Linked DNA regions of Homo sapiens: regions 2 and 3 are each linked to region 1. Evidence: chromatin contacts called from ENCODE Hi-C or POLR2A ChIA-PET data. All regions are on one chromosome and are shown on one strand. Each heading gives the region's core, a stretch centred on a gene start or an enhancer-like site at or near the end of the contact. The rest is flanking DNA. Distances are from core to core; before and after follow the strand shown.

Region 1 (3,936 bases), core at 635-3,134:
ATCAGGGGAGGGAACAGCCATCCTTACTTACCTCAAAGGAGTAGCTCTCCACCAGCGGGATGTCCTGCTCATCGATCAGCGTGTATTTGGTCTGGAAGTTAACCACATGTTTCAAATCATTACATTTGGGATCTGCGTGAGGTGCAGTAACCTTATAACCAGAACAGGCAGGAGCCTGTTGCATTTTCCTGTGAAGTGGAAAGTAACTACAGGCCTCTTCAGACCAAGACAGCTCAGCACATGGGGGCCTCATTCCACCGTTTGGGGTGGTGCAGTCTACGACAAAACACAGGCAGACAGGTTAAAAGCCAGCTGCCCACTTTAGTCTGCGCCAGAGGAGCTGGTATCAGGCTTCATCCTCGCAGGGCTAACCCCAACAGTGGCACTGAACATTCAACGCACCAATAAACCTAGGCAAAGACTGTTTCACTGAGCTGAGGGAGGGGCCGGGGCTGAGGCAGAAGAGCCAGAAGGTTTTGATTAGGGTGTGTTTATTAAGCTGAGCTACTCACTGATTACCCTTTTTAGCTTTTTGTCCATCTGAAATGTTCCAAAGAAAAGCTGTAAGGGATGACAATGCCATCATGGGTGGAGTTAGAAGGGGTCTCTGGTCTCCGACCTGACTGGAGAGCCCACCCTTCCCTGGTGGAAAAAAGCCTCCTCCCCAGCAGGCCCTGCCTATGCTCTTGCAGCAGGGGCAGGAAACAGGAACAGGTCCCAGAACGGGCCAGTCTCCCTCTTGGCAGTTTTTCTTCTGGGATCTGAACCTGTTTTACCTGACGCCGCCTGACACTGCCTCGGCTCCTCTCTCCCACCAAAAGCCGCAGCCGCTGGTGACGGGAACAGGGCTCCCATCCGGGTAAGGACCCTGGCTGGTGCAGCTGCACAGGTGGCTCCGAGAAACCGCCAAGCCTCAATGCCCACAGGTGCCATGGAATCCCCAGCCTCAAACGTGGAGCGTGGGGGCCAAGTAAGAAGAGAAGTCGAGGAAGGCCCTGAGTCTGCAGCATCAGGGCCCAGGCTTCTTCCTCTCTGCTCCGAGTCTGAGGCTCAGCCTAACGTGGCCAACCCCTGGCAGCGTTAAAACGAGCCTGAAGCCCTGCTGAGAACTGGGAGGCACAGAAGAGCCCACACCAGACCCGCCTCGGCGAGAGGTGTGGAAGTGGCGCTGCCTCGGAAAGGGCGCTGTGTTTAAACCGTGTGGCCGCACTGGCAGCCCGGACGCCGCGCTAGGCCCCGGATCGCCGACACCACTGGGAGGGCTCCGGGAGAACGCGGCTCGGGCTCGAGCCACGCATCTCCGCACCCGGCTCGGGACAGGGCCGTGGCCTCCACCTCCGGCAGGGCAGGGCCGAGGGTGGCCAGGTGCACCCCAGAGCCGAGGGGTGCGTGCCCGCCGGCCTGCGAGAGGAAGCTGCACCCGCGCGGGGCCAGCAGCCGGGCCCGCGCAGCGTCCCCCGCCCCGCTGGGGCCCATCCCGGGCTCCGCGCCCCCGCCCCGGCCGCCGCCCGCACAACCGCCCCCGGCCCCGCGCGGAGGCCTGGACGGGCGAGACGGGCCGGGTCGCGGGCTCCGCGCCGCTCACCTTCCCGGCCACCCGGCCGAGCCGCACGATACCCAATTTGAAGTCGGTCATGGCCGGGCCTGCGCTCTCGGCCGGCAGCGCCGCTCCCTCGGGAGGCGCCGAGCGGGGGCCGGGGCGAGGCCGCGGCGCGCCGGGACAGGACGGGACCGGAGCCGGGGTCGGGGTAGCAGCCAGGCGGGCTCCGGGCGGGACGAGGCTGGGCCGGGCTCGGGCCTCCGCCGCCGCCTCGCGCCCGCCGGACCTGCCACGCGCCGCCGCCGCCGCCGCCACCGCCACCGCGCGCACCACAGCGAGCGGAGCGGAGGGGCGGGGCGCAGCCCCGGACACACCCCCCGGCCCGCCGCCGCTCGGCCAATGGCTAGGCGCGCACGGCGCCGACCGGCGCGCGCCGCCCCGCAACAACCAATAGGAGGAGGGCGAGTGCGCCGGCGCTCTGGGGAGCGGGGCGAGCGCGGGGGAGGGGCGAGGCCGGGGGCGGTGCCTGCGCGCGCCGACGTCAGTTTCGCGGGAAGCTTTGTGCGGGCAGCGGCGCCGCGCCTAGAGGGGCAGTGCGGAGTGTGGCTGGGGACTCGCGCCGGGTCCGTGGAGCTCTGCGAGCTGGCTGCTTTTCGCCTCCCTTGCGGTAGCCTCCGTAAGCTGTTTCCCGCCGCCGTCCTGGCCCCGAGCGCGGAAGGAGGAGGTGGACGGAGCTCGTGCGGGGCCCTCTGGGCGGGCGGGGAGCGGGCGAGGCGGGCTAGGAAGAGGCCGTTGCCGCGGGACGCGGGTGTTTCTGGAGAGACAGCGGACGCCCGGCCCACGCGACCCGGAGGGCGCGGCCTCCCGCGCAGCCTTCTCCGAGCCGCCGGCTCTTCAGCCTCGGGGGCGGCTGACCTCCAGAGCAGCCTGGTCCAAGGCGTCTGGAAACGGAACTCCAGTGAGGCCCATTAGGCTCCGCGGGAAAGCCGAGACCCGCTCAGGGAGGGACTGGGTACGCCGTGGTGGGCAGCGTGGCTCCCCTGCAGCCTGGAGCGAACGGGGCTAGGTCCTGCGTCCTGCTCCGCCGGTGTCCAGTCGCCCGTGAGGAGGCCTCACCCTGCCTCAAGGGCGACTCCTGCACCTGAGGAGCTGCACAGGCTCCTTTCTGGCTTGCTGGGTTCCGTTTTCTTTTCTTGCTTTTTTTTTTTTTTTTTTTGAGTCAGAGTTTTGCTCTGTCACCCAGGCTAGAGTGCAGTGGCACGATCTCGGCTCACTGCAGCCTCTGCCTCTCGGGTTCAAGCGACTCTCCTGCCTCAGCCTCCCGAGTAGCTGGGACTACAGGCACGCGCCACCATGTCCGGCTAATTTTTGTATTTTTAGTAGAAGTGAGGTTTTTCCATATTGGCCAGGATGGTCTCGAACTCCCAACCTGAGGTGATCGGCCCACCTCGGCCTCCCAAAGTGCTGGGATTACAGGCATGAGCCACCGTGCCCCAGCCTGCAAAGGGTGTACATGAGTGAGCCCAGACGTTCCATCTCTGGGTCCCCTGGTACTTGCCAGTACCCCAGACACCCTAGAGGACTGAAGGGGCTGATGAGTCCTGGCCTGCCTGAGACACACATTGGGGTTCAGGCTGGGCCTTGCTCAAAACATGCCTGTCCGACCGCGCGCGGTGGCTCATGCCTGTAATCCTAGCACTTTGGGAGGCCGAGGCGGGCAGATCACGAGGTCAGGAGCTGGAGACCATCCTGGCTAACACGGTGAAACCCCACCTCTACTAAAAATACAAAAAAAAAAGCCGGGCGTGGTGGCGGGTGCCTGTAGTCCCAGCTACTTGGGAGGCTGAGGCAAGAGAATGGCTTGAACCCGGGAGGCAGAGCTTGCAGTGAGCCGAGATCGTGCCACTGCACTCCAGGTTGGGCGACAGAGCGAGACTCCGTCTCAAAAAAAAAAAAAAAAGTACCTGCCCTACCAATCTCAACCTCATGGAGTTGCAAGGGTGTGATGAGATTATGAGCAACTGCTTTGTGAAAAGAAGTGGAGCTTGGTGGGTGCTCCCTAGGGTAGTTGAAAAGCACTGGTGTCATAGTCCAGGTTCCCCCAGAGGTTGACTTGAAATGGATTCGAGTCCAAATTTTGTCCGGGCCTGGTGGCTCATACCTGTAATCCCAGCACTTTGGGAGGCCGAGGCAAGTGGATCACCTGAGGTCAGGAGTTCAAGACCAGCTTGGCCAACAGGGTGAAATCCCGTTTCTACTAAAAATACAAAAATTAGCGGATGTGGTGGCACACACTTGTATTCCCAGCTACTTGGGAGGCTGAGGCAGGAACATCGCGTGAACCCAGGAGGCAGAGGTTGCAGTGAGCCAAGATTGTGCCACCACACTCCAGTCTG
Region 2 (3,936 bases), core at 577-3,076, 1.1 Mb before region 1:
GTGAGGAAAACAATAGTGTGCCAGGAAGCCCCTGAGTTTACCTACTGCCTACAGTCTCCCTCACGGTGGCTGCTAGTGACGCCCTGTCAGACTGTGGGATGCTTGACACAAAGACATGATCAACTCCAACTCTTCTAAGTTAGAATCGCAACCACATACAGTTAGATGTTGAAGAGGAAGCCAGCGACAGAGGAGGCCAGCAGCCTAACACTGATGAAAATGACGAAGACCCTGGTATTCATGAAAGATGCTTACAGAAGAAGAAATCACATTAACATTTACCCACTACCATGACCTCTTGCTGGATTTGGCAAAAAAAGACAAAGAAAAAGAAAAAAAAAGTGCCCACTGCCTCAAAGAAAACTTTAAGTACAATTTTGAGACTCACTGTAGTAACCACTATTAACAGTAAACGAGGAACAAGGAACAAGAAAGACACGCTATTTTGCCTCTTGTCTACAAGATACCAGCACCTGAAACTTAAGAAAGGGGATGAGGAAAAAACGCAGGGAGGCTGCATTGTGCTGAAACTTGCAAAAGTATCACTTCTAGGAAGAACCGTCTGCGGTTCCGTTTGCTTCGTATTGCCACATGGGGGATGGGAAATACCTCTTTGGTTAACATCGGCATCACACATGTAAAACAAAATCTTAATATACAATCCACACCCAACTTACAAGCCATTTAAAAGTGTTCTTAAGCGGCAAAAACTGACTTTAAATGGCTCTGATGTTTCTGAAGGCTCTACTGTAACACTTCCATCACAAAGGGGCGAGCCGGATCACACACACTCCTCTAACCCTCGGCCTCTGTTGCAACATCCTGATCGCCCAATCAAGAAATTACAAACAAACAACTCTGCTCTTTGGTTCAAATGTAAATGTGTCTCTTCACCAGCATCGCTAAGGAAGCCTTCTAGCCGGTGAGGACAAGACACGCTCATTTGAAAAGTTAAGAGTCTTACGAGGGGTGCCTGGGGGTCCAGCCTCCCGCCCCGGGAACCGGCGTCACCGCAGCCCAGCCGGGTCCACGTCAGTCCCTCGAGTCCCACGGCGGCCCGCGCCGCGTCCGGCCTTCCGCTCTGGCCCGGGGGCCCGGACGTCTGTCCCCTCGACCGGCCCCGGCGGGACCCGAGATGCACCGCCCGCTCGGGGCTGGGCCCAGCCGCCTCCTCTCCTCCGCGCCCCGACCTCCACGGCCTGGCTCCGCCGGCCGGCCTCCGCCTTCCTCCTCCCGCGCTCGCCCCCTCACCCGCGCTCGCCCCCTCACCCGCGCGGCTGAGACCGATCCCTCAGGAGCCGCGGGCGAAAGCCCACCCGACGCTGGCGACGAGCACAGACACCTCAGCCGCCGCAGCCATCTTGGCACATCCGGCTCGGGTCTCCGCGGCCGCCGCGCCGCCGACGTGTCCGGCTTACGACATCAGCGCGCGCCCCGCCCCTGGCCCCGCCCCTCGGCTCGTCGGCCCAGACGCGTTCTCTTTCAGCCCTTCACAGCCCATCCCTCGGCCCCGCCCCTCGCCGGCGTCCGTCCTCCCCGCCTCATCCCTCTGTCCCGCCCCCTCTGCCCCCGCCCCTCGCCGGCGTCCGTTCTTCCCCGCCTCATTCTTTCGTCCCGCCCCCCGCCCGTCTTCCACGCCTTATCCTGTAGTTCCCGCTCCCCTTGGCCCCGCCCCTCTTCCGTCGTTCCTCGCCTCATTCTTTCGTCCCGCCCCCTTAGCCCCGCCCGTCGTCCGTCTTTCTCCGCCTCATCCTGTCGTTCCCGCCCCTTTGGCCCCGCCCCTCGGCCGTCCTTCCCCGCCCGTGGCCCCGCCCCCCTCCGGCGTCCGTCTGCCGCCTCACCGCTTGGCCCCGCCCCTCGCCACCTGCCCGGCCAGGCGCGCCGGGGCCGTCCCAGTACGTCGCCCTGTTTACGCTGGCTCTTTCTCCCAGTCTTTTTTCGTTTTAAGATGTGAGAAGAGATGGGATTCTTCAATCAAGGCCACAAGCGGGAAATCAGTCTGCAGGACCGATGCCAGCAGGCTCACGCACCGAGAACGGCTACTCCGCCCAGCTGAGAAGCGCGGGGCCCTGACGCGGGCGCGCTCCTCGCATTCTTCCGTTGGGCTGGGAGGCTGGAGGGCAGGCGGCGGCGGCCGCGCATGCGCCGGGAGCGGCCGGAGCTGCGGGACGCGGAGGGCCGACTGCGCCTGCGCGCTGGTTGCCTGGTTACGGCGTGGCCGCGGGCACCGAGCGGCGCCGGAAGTTGGTCGATGGCTGCCGCCAGTCCCTGGCCAGCGTCCTGGGGTTTCCCCGACGCATCCTCTACTGTCCCTTCGCTCTGCACAGAGGCCCGGGCAGGGAGGGGCGGCCCGGCCACCGCGCGGAGCCGGGTGTCCGCCGACTCGCAAGGGGGACGCGCGGGCTCCTCGTCCCCAAGCTCCGCCCTGCGCCTTTGCTGCGCCGGGCCCTCCCAGGCCCACCCTGGCCCCAGCCCTGCTGTCCTCCCGGGGAGGTGCGGCCTACTCGGTTCGTTCCCCCGGCCGCCAGCCCCACAGGGGCGCTGGGGTCCCAGCCTTGGCTGAGTGCACGTCGGTGGCGAGTGGGCCCGGGCGCTCGGGCGGCCAGAGCGACCCAGCGGAGGGGTGAGGCGGGTAGGCGCTCCTGTGCCTGCCACGGCCAGGCCAGGCAGCATCCACGCCCTCCCGCGGAAGATCGCAGGGAACAGGTGGGCACTATCCTCTGTGCCCTCATTTTTCGGAGGAGCCGAGGGAGGCTGAGCGGTTGAGGAAGCGGCCAGCCATGCCGGGCCCACTCACCTGCACACCTGCCTGGCAAGGGCAGGGAAGAGCCGCGGCCTTCCTCTGCTGCTCCTTCCAGAGGGCAGGCGCCGTGGTGGGGGTGCCCGCCCGATGGCATCGCGGGAGGCTGAGCTCCCAGCAGCGGCTGAGGTCCTCCCTGGGTGGGAGCCACCCTTGTCCCCAGCTGGGCCGGCGGCTGGTGAGGGAGGGGGTGATATCCGTGCCACGCCAGCAGGGCCGCAGGCGGTGCAGGGAGAGCTTCAGTCCGGCTGACGTGGCACCAGGGCCAATCTGCTCAGCTAACATTTGCCTTTCAGGAGTCAGATTCCTGACCTGTTTGAACAGAGTTAGGGAGCACGTGGTAGGGCCCAGCCCCAGCCCCGCTGCCCCCATCTGCTTCTTCCCAGTGGTCGAGGCGCTCTGCACCCTCCGCGGAAGGAGGTGTCATTGTTTGCCCTTTCCAAAGAGGGGGATGCAGAGGTGGATGCTGCCTCTCAGGCGTGGGGCTCGCCTTTTGCCGCTCGCGAGTTCAAAGAACCCAAGAGCCAGGAGCCCAGGGCTCGACCCTCTAGGGTCCTCCGAAACCCTGTGGTCCCACCGGGGTGGGCACTAAGCTATGGGAGAGACCATAGCTGCAGAAACCAACCCTGCCCTAGGCATAAAATGCAAGGTCTCTGGACCTCAGGGCAGGGATGTTAGACAGCGGCTTCTGTTGGCTCCTAGGGGTGTGAATCACCACATCACCTGCAGGGGGCGCGGCTGTCTTTCTTCCCCCTCTTCTCCCTAATCCTGAGTGCACGGAGACAGCTCTCAGCAGTTTGTAGCCTGATGTGGAGTGGAGGGTTCCTGCACCCTACACCCGAGCCCATCCAGCCTCTGGGCCATAGACCCTTCCGTTGAAGGCCCAGCCTGCCCCTGAGACGCTGTGTGCCCTTTTTCAACTTCCTTAGTCTCTGAGCATCAGGTCTTCATCTCTAAGATAGAGCAAGATGAGCACCTAAACGTTTCAGGGCTGAAATGGGGTTGCCAGGACAACAAGCATGGCAGGGGCGAATGGGGACATCAGGTGACTGACTGCGAGCCAGCAGAGGCCTCCACCCAGTGCTGGGAGGTGTCCCGCCGGTGGTGGCCATCACTATTCCTGGTGGGGCTTTGCT
Region 3 (3,936 bases), core at 260-2,759, 1.0 Mb before region 1:
GCAAGGGGGCAGAGCTGGACGGGGGGAGGGGGGGTGGCCACACTCAGCTCCCGCCCGTGGGAAAATGCGACAGCTGCTCGCCCGCTACCCCGCCCGCCAACAAAGCGCCGGCCTCCGCCTCAGAATCAGAGCGGCCCATTGTGGAGTCGGGGCCGCCTCCAGGGGCACCGGGACAGCACCCTGGGGACGCGGCCCCGCCTCCGCCGACACCCAATACCTGCCTCCGCGGGCGCGCATCTCCAGGGCAGCCCCCATACACCCACAGGAGGGGGATGAAGGTCCCCCATTCGGAAGGAATTCGACCCCATCTCGAGAAGGGATCAATTACTCAAGCCCCTCCCTCCCCATCTTACCGGGGCTGAGAAACGGGGGAGGGGGGTGTGACACAGAGCCGCACTTTCTGGAAGAGGACAGATAATTCTCGCCTCCAACTCTCGGAGAAAGAGTGGATTAATCACTCGATTCCCCAGAGACCCCGCTCGCTGTGCGGCGGGGAGAAATGTAAGAGCCCCCCACCCGCGTCCCGCTCTCCGCCCCCAAGCTTTCCAAACTTCAACTCCGCAAAGCAAAAGGAAAGTTCAGTCCCCCCGGGCGCGGCGGCTTCTTACGCAACCCCTCCCCCAAACTGAGAGCCGGGCTGGGGGGCACCGGCGGGCGGGGCGACCGGGAGCCCGGGGACCCAGCCCGGCCGCGCGGGTCAGTGAAGGCGAACGCGGCGCCGCAGAGCCCACACTCCGCGCCCCAACATCCGCCCCGGCGTGGGCCAGAGGCGAAGAAGAAAGAAGATAAATGGCCCGGAGAAGCAACAGGAAACCAAAACCGACTCTATTCAAATCGAAAAATAGTAGGCAGCCCGCCCGCCCGGCCGACCGGCGGCAAGCCCCACGCGCGGCGGGTGAAGGGCGGGCCCGGAGTAGGGCCTCCGGGGCCCCAGCACCCCACACCGGCCTCCTAACTCGGCTCCAGGCACGGGCGGCGCGAGTCCGCCTCCACGGGGGGATCGAGGGGGAAGGTCGGTCCTCCCTGATCCCGGGACTCCAGAACCCCACGCCCCGGGCCGCCCGCTTTTCCCTCTCCATGCTGGCCTCCCCGCCGCCCGCTCCCAGCCGTGGGGCGCGCGCGCCGGGCGCCGCCAAAGTTTCCAAAGGGCGCGGAAAGTGGGGGCTCGCGGGTGGGTGGGCGCCTACCTCGTGCGGCGAGCGCGGGCAGCAGCGCCAGGCAGAGCAGGGGCGCCAGGAGCGGCGGCATGCCTCCCCACCGGCTGCCCTCTGCGCCCGGGCGGCGGCCTCCTGCGCTGGCCGGCGGGGCTGGGACGCACACGCGCGGCGTACGGTCCCGGGGCGGCGGCGGACGGTCCCGCCCTCTCTTCCCCGGCTGGCTGGCGGCGCTGTGCTCTCGCAGGCCCCCGGGCCCGGCTCCGCGCCCGGCTCGTTCCTTCGCTGCGCTCGCGCCCGCGCCCGCGCCCCGCGCCCCGCGCCCTTGCGCTCCCTCCCGCGGCCGAGGCACTAGTGAGGCTCAGAGTCGAGGTGCGCTCCGCCCCCGCCGGCCCCGCCCCGCCCGGCCCCACCCCCGCCGGTCCCCCCGCCCCCTCCGCGGCCACCTCCTCCCGCACGCCCCGTCCGCCTTTGCGCCTCCCCGAGCTGAGCCGCGCGTCCCGAGCCCAGCCTCTCCGGGGAGGAGGGACCCGGCGGCGCGGCGTGGGTCGGGAGCGGGCGCCTGGGACTACTTCTCGTTTGAAAGTTTTCAGAGGCCAAAAGTTTGAGCCGGGGCTGCGGAAGGATCCGGCTCTGGCGGTTGCCGCGCTCGGCGACAACTGGCGACTGAAATTTGCATGTGAATAAGCGGAGGAGCCCGGGGCGGAATGGGGAGGGCGAGGCCGCGGACAGCCGTGTGCACCGTGCGCTGGGCCGGGCGGGGAGCAGCTGAGGCCACGTTGGGGGACCCCGGGCCCGGGGCAGGGCTCTGGGAGAGTGGCCTAGCCGTGTGTGCGCCCCTAGCCCAGCGGCTTCACTCCCTCCCGAGGGCCCCGTGGCCGCGGCTTTAGGCGTCCAGAGGATCGATCGCCGCCAGACATCCCTGGCCGTGATTGCCCGAGCACTTGACCGCGAGGGATGGGGGCGCCGCGGCCTCTGGGCAGGGGACTCCGGGCGCCCCGAGGGAGCAGCCGGGACCAGTGCCTCGCGGACGGATTGTGCCCCGCTCCCCCAAGGGGGACCCGCGTCGACACGCTCCTCGGTCACCGTCCTCCTCCTGCCCGGGCGCCGCCTGCCTAAGGTGGCCCCAGAAAGCACAAACGGGTCGGGCGGATCTGCCGCTGGCGCCGGCGCAGCCCTTCCCACGTGCTCCTTCCGGCTGATTTATTTCTCCACCACGATGCCAGGCACGGGCACCCTGTGCCAAGCCTGGTTAAGCGCCAGGAGTCCAAAATGCCTGCCATAGTCCCTGCGCAAAGTTCACGGCCTCGTGCCAGGGACAGACAGCGCCCCCTCCCCACCCCAACACAGGGTGGTGAGTGCGATGGCAGAAGGCGCGTGTCCCGGCGCCCCTCCTGGAGTAGGAGGGCTAAGCCTGCCCTGCGGGGAGACCGAAAGGCTGGGAGGGACCTAGGACTGTGGGGGCCTGGGGGGAGGGCTGCAGAAACCCCAGAGCATGGTGGCAGAGGCAGGCACAGAAAGCAGGACAAATCTCACACCTGACCCCAGCAAGCCTTTCCTGGCACACCTCTTGCCAAATGCTGAGCACTCTGGAAACAGCCAGTGCAGGCGGCCTGTCCCGCCCCTGTAGCTGCTGCTGGGAGCCTCCCTCGCCTGCGTCCTCCCAGAATCTGGCCTCACTTCTGCAGGCCTGGGGTAACATCTTGGGGTCAGCGCCCCAGGAGAGGAGGCGCCTGGAGGCAGCAGAGATGTTTATGTAACAGCAGCCAGGCAGCCTGGAGGAGCAGATTTTCCATAGAAGGAAGCGCGGGGCTGTGCAGCTCCCAGGCTGAGGACTCTGCCCACCACGACGTCCTCTGCTCCTGGTGGGTGGGGGTGGGGTGGGGCATAGGGAGGCCCGAAGGCCTCAGGCCTGGTGCTGATCGGGTGCGGGTGCGACTGCCTGTGTGCCTCCATTGGCATCTCTGCCTGTGGGCCCCAGGCCAGAAGTAATGGCCCATGTAGCCCAGGCCCGGGGGCCAGTCCTCAGCATTTTGCGGAGGGGCGGCCTGGGAGGGGAGGAGGGGATCCCTGGATAGGGGGTCTCCCCTGGTCTGCCCCAGCTGTGCCGACAGCACCTCCACCTTGGGCCTCCATCCTCTACCAGCAGAGAAGAGAGTGGCCCATTCGGTGTCCACCCGTCAGGCCACCCAGCAGCCAGGCACGCTCATAAGCCCGCGTTACGGATGGTGCGGCCGGGTGCACAGGCCCGAGGGAAGCACAGGCCTCGGCCTCCCAGCTCCCAACCCCTGCACCACCCACAGCCGGGAGTACCCCATGGACAGCTGTGGCCGAGGAGAAGCCAGGGATGAGGGGGATGGGCCTCACCTCCCCACCAGCCTGGGAAGGGGGTAGGCCCCTGGCAAGTAGGTGAGAAGCTTTTTCATTCACAAGTTGTCCGGGCTCCCCATTCCTCTTTGTCAGGCCAGCGGGTGTGGGCAGTCGGGGGAGGCTGGGGTCCTGACACAACAGGAGTACATCTGCTGGCCTAGGGCCTGGAGACCTTCTCCTACAGGTCGGGAGGCAGCCCTGGGCAGCGGGCATTGCGGGGACTAAAGAGAAACAAGAGCAGGTTGTGTGCAGGGCACCCCAGCCACTCCAGAAACCCAATGGGAGGGTGGGGGCTAGGACCCCAAGAAGCTGAATTGGGGTGCAGTGCCGCCAGGCCTCCCCTGTAGGAGTCACTTTGGGCTTCCTGTCCCAACTTGTGGTGGGAGCTGGGGCAAGGTTCCAGGGGTACCCC

The links. A loop is a pair of places that touch in the nucleus more often than their neighbours do. ChIA-PET counts read pairs that join two places held with the same protein, here RNA polymerase II (POLR2A). Pooled maps may share reads with other maps.
Region 2: a pooled map shows a loop between it and region 1 (10-fold over the local background). The contact joins the promoter of C9orf163 here to the promoter of ZMYND19 in region 1. A Hi-C loop is called at or near these places in 2 of 168 maps with a recorded cell type or tissue (CD4-positive, alpha-beta memory T cell and breast epithelium), 4 of 37 single-sample maps with no recorded cell type and 10 of 50 pooled maps.
Region 3: a pooled map shows a loop between it and region 1 (9-fold over the local background). The contact joins the promoter of NOTCH1 here to the promoter of ZMYND19 in region 1. A Hi-C loop is called at or near these places in 1 of 168 maps with a recorded cell type or tissue (CD8-positive, alpha-beta T cell), 1 of 37 single-sample maps with no recorded cell type and 6 of 50 pooled maps. POLR2A ChIA-PET finds 5 or more read pairs at or near these places in 1 of 52 experiments (activated B cell).

The regions. Positions count from the first base shown.
Region 1 is chr9:137,588,628-137,592,563 of GRCh38, forward strand. ZMYND19 (zinc finger MYND-type containing 19) reads right to left here and starts at 1,885. Exons shown (of 6, transcript NM_138462.3): 1 at 1,586-1,885; 2 at 32-91. The coding sequence starts at 1,636. LOC124902318 (a long non-coding RNA gene) reads right to left here. Exons shown (of 3, transcript XR_007061885.1): 3 at 2,412-2,481. RefSeq lists enhancers at 1-448, 971-1,020 and silencers at 1,291-1,340, 1,391-1,500, 1,781-2,170, 2,361-2,430.
Region 2 is chr9:136,481,669-136,485,604 of GRCh38, forward strand. C9orf163 (chromosome 9 putative open reading frame 163) reads left to right here and starts at 1,827. Exons shown (of 1, transcript NR_172629.1): 1 at 1,827-3,936. It overlaps SEC16A (SEC16 homolog A, endoplasmic reticulum export factor), which reads right to left and starts at 1,372. Exons shown (of 32, transcript NM_014866.2): 1 at 1,270-1,372. RefSeq lists enhancers at 520-1,265, 2,011-2,755 and silencers at 995-1,314, 1,545-1,654, 1,725-1,904, 2,055-2,484.
Region 3 is chr9:136,544,539-136,548,474 of GRCh38, forward strand. It overlaps NOTCH1 (notch receptor 1), which reads right to left and starts at 1,510. Exons shown (of 34, transcript NM_017617.5): 1 at 1,188-1,510. The coding sequence starts at 1,248. It overlaps MIR4674 (microRNA 4674), which reads right to left and starts at 1,721; the gene lies at 1,635-1,721. NALT1 (NOTCH1 associated lncRNA in T cell acute lymphoblastic leukemia 1) reads left to right here and starts at 3,304. Exons shown (of 3, transcript NR_121577.1): 1 at 3,304-3,563. RefSeq lists enhancers at 345-394, 2,367-3,278 and silencers at 625-674, 895-1,154, 1,175-1,734, 2,075-2,174.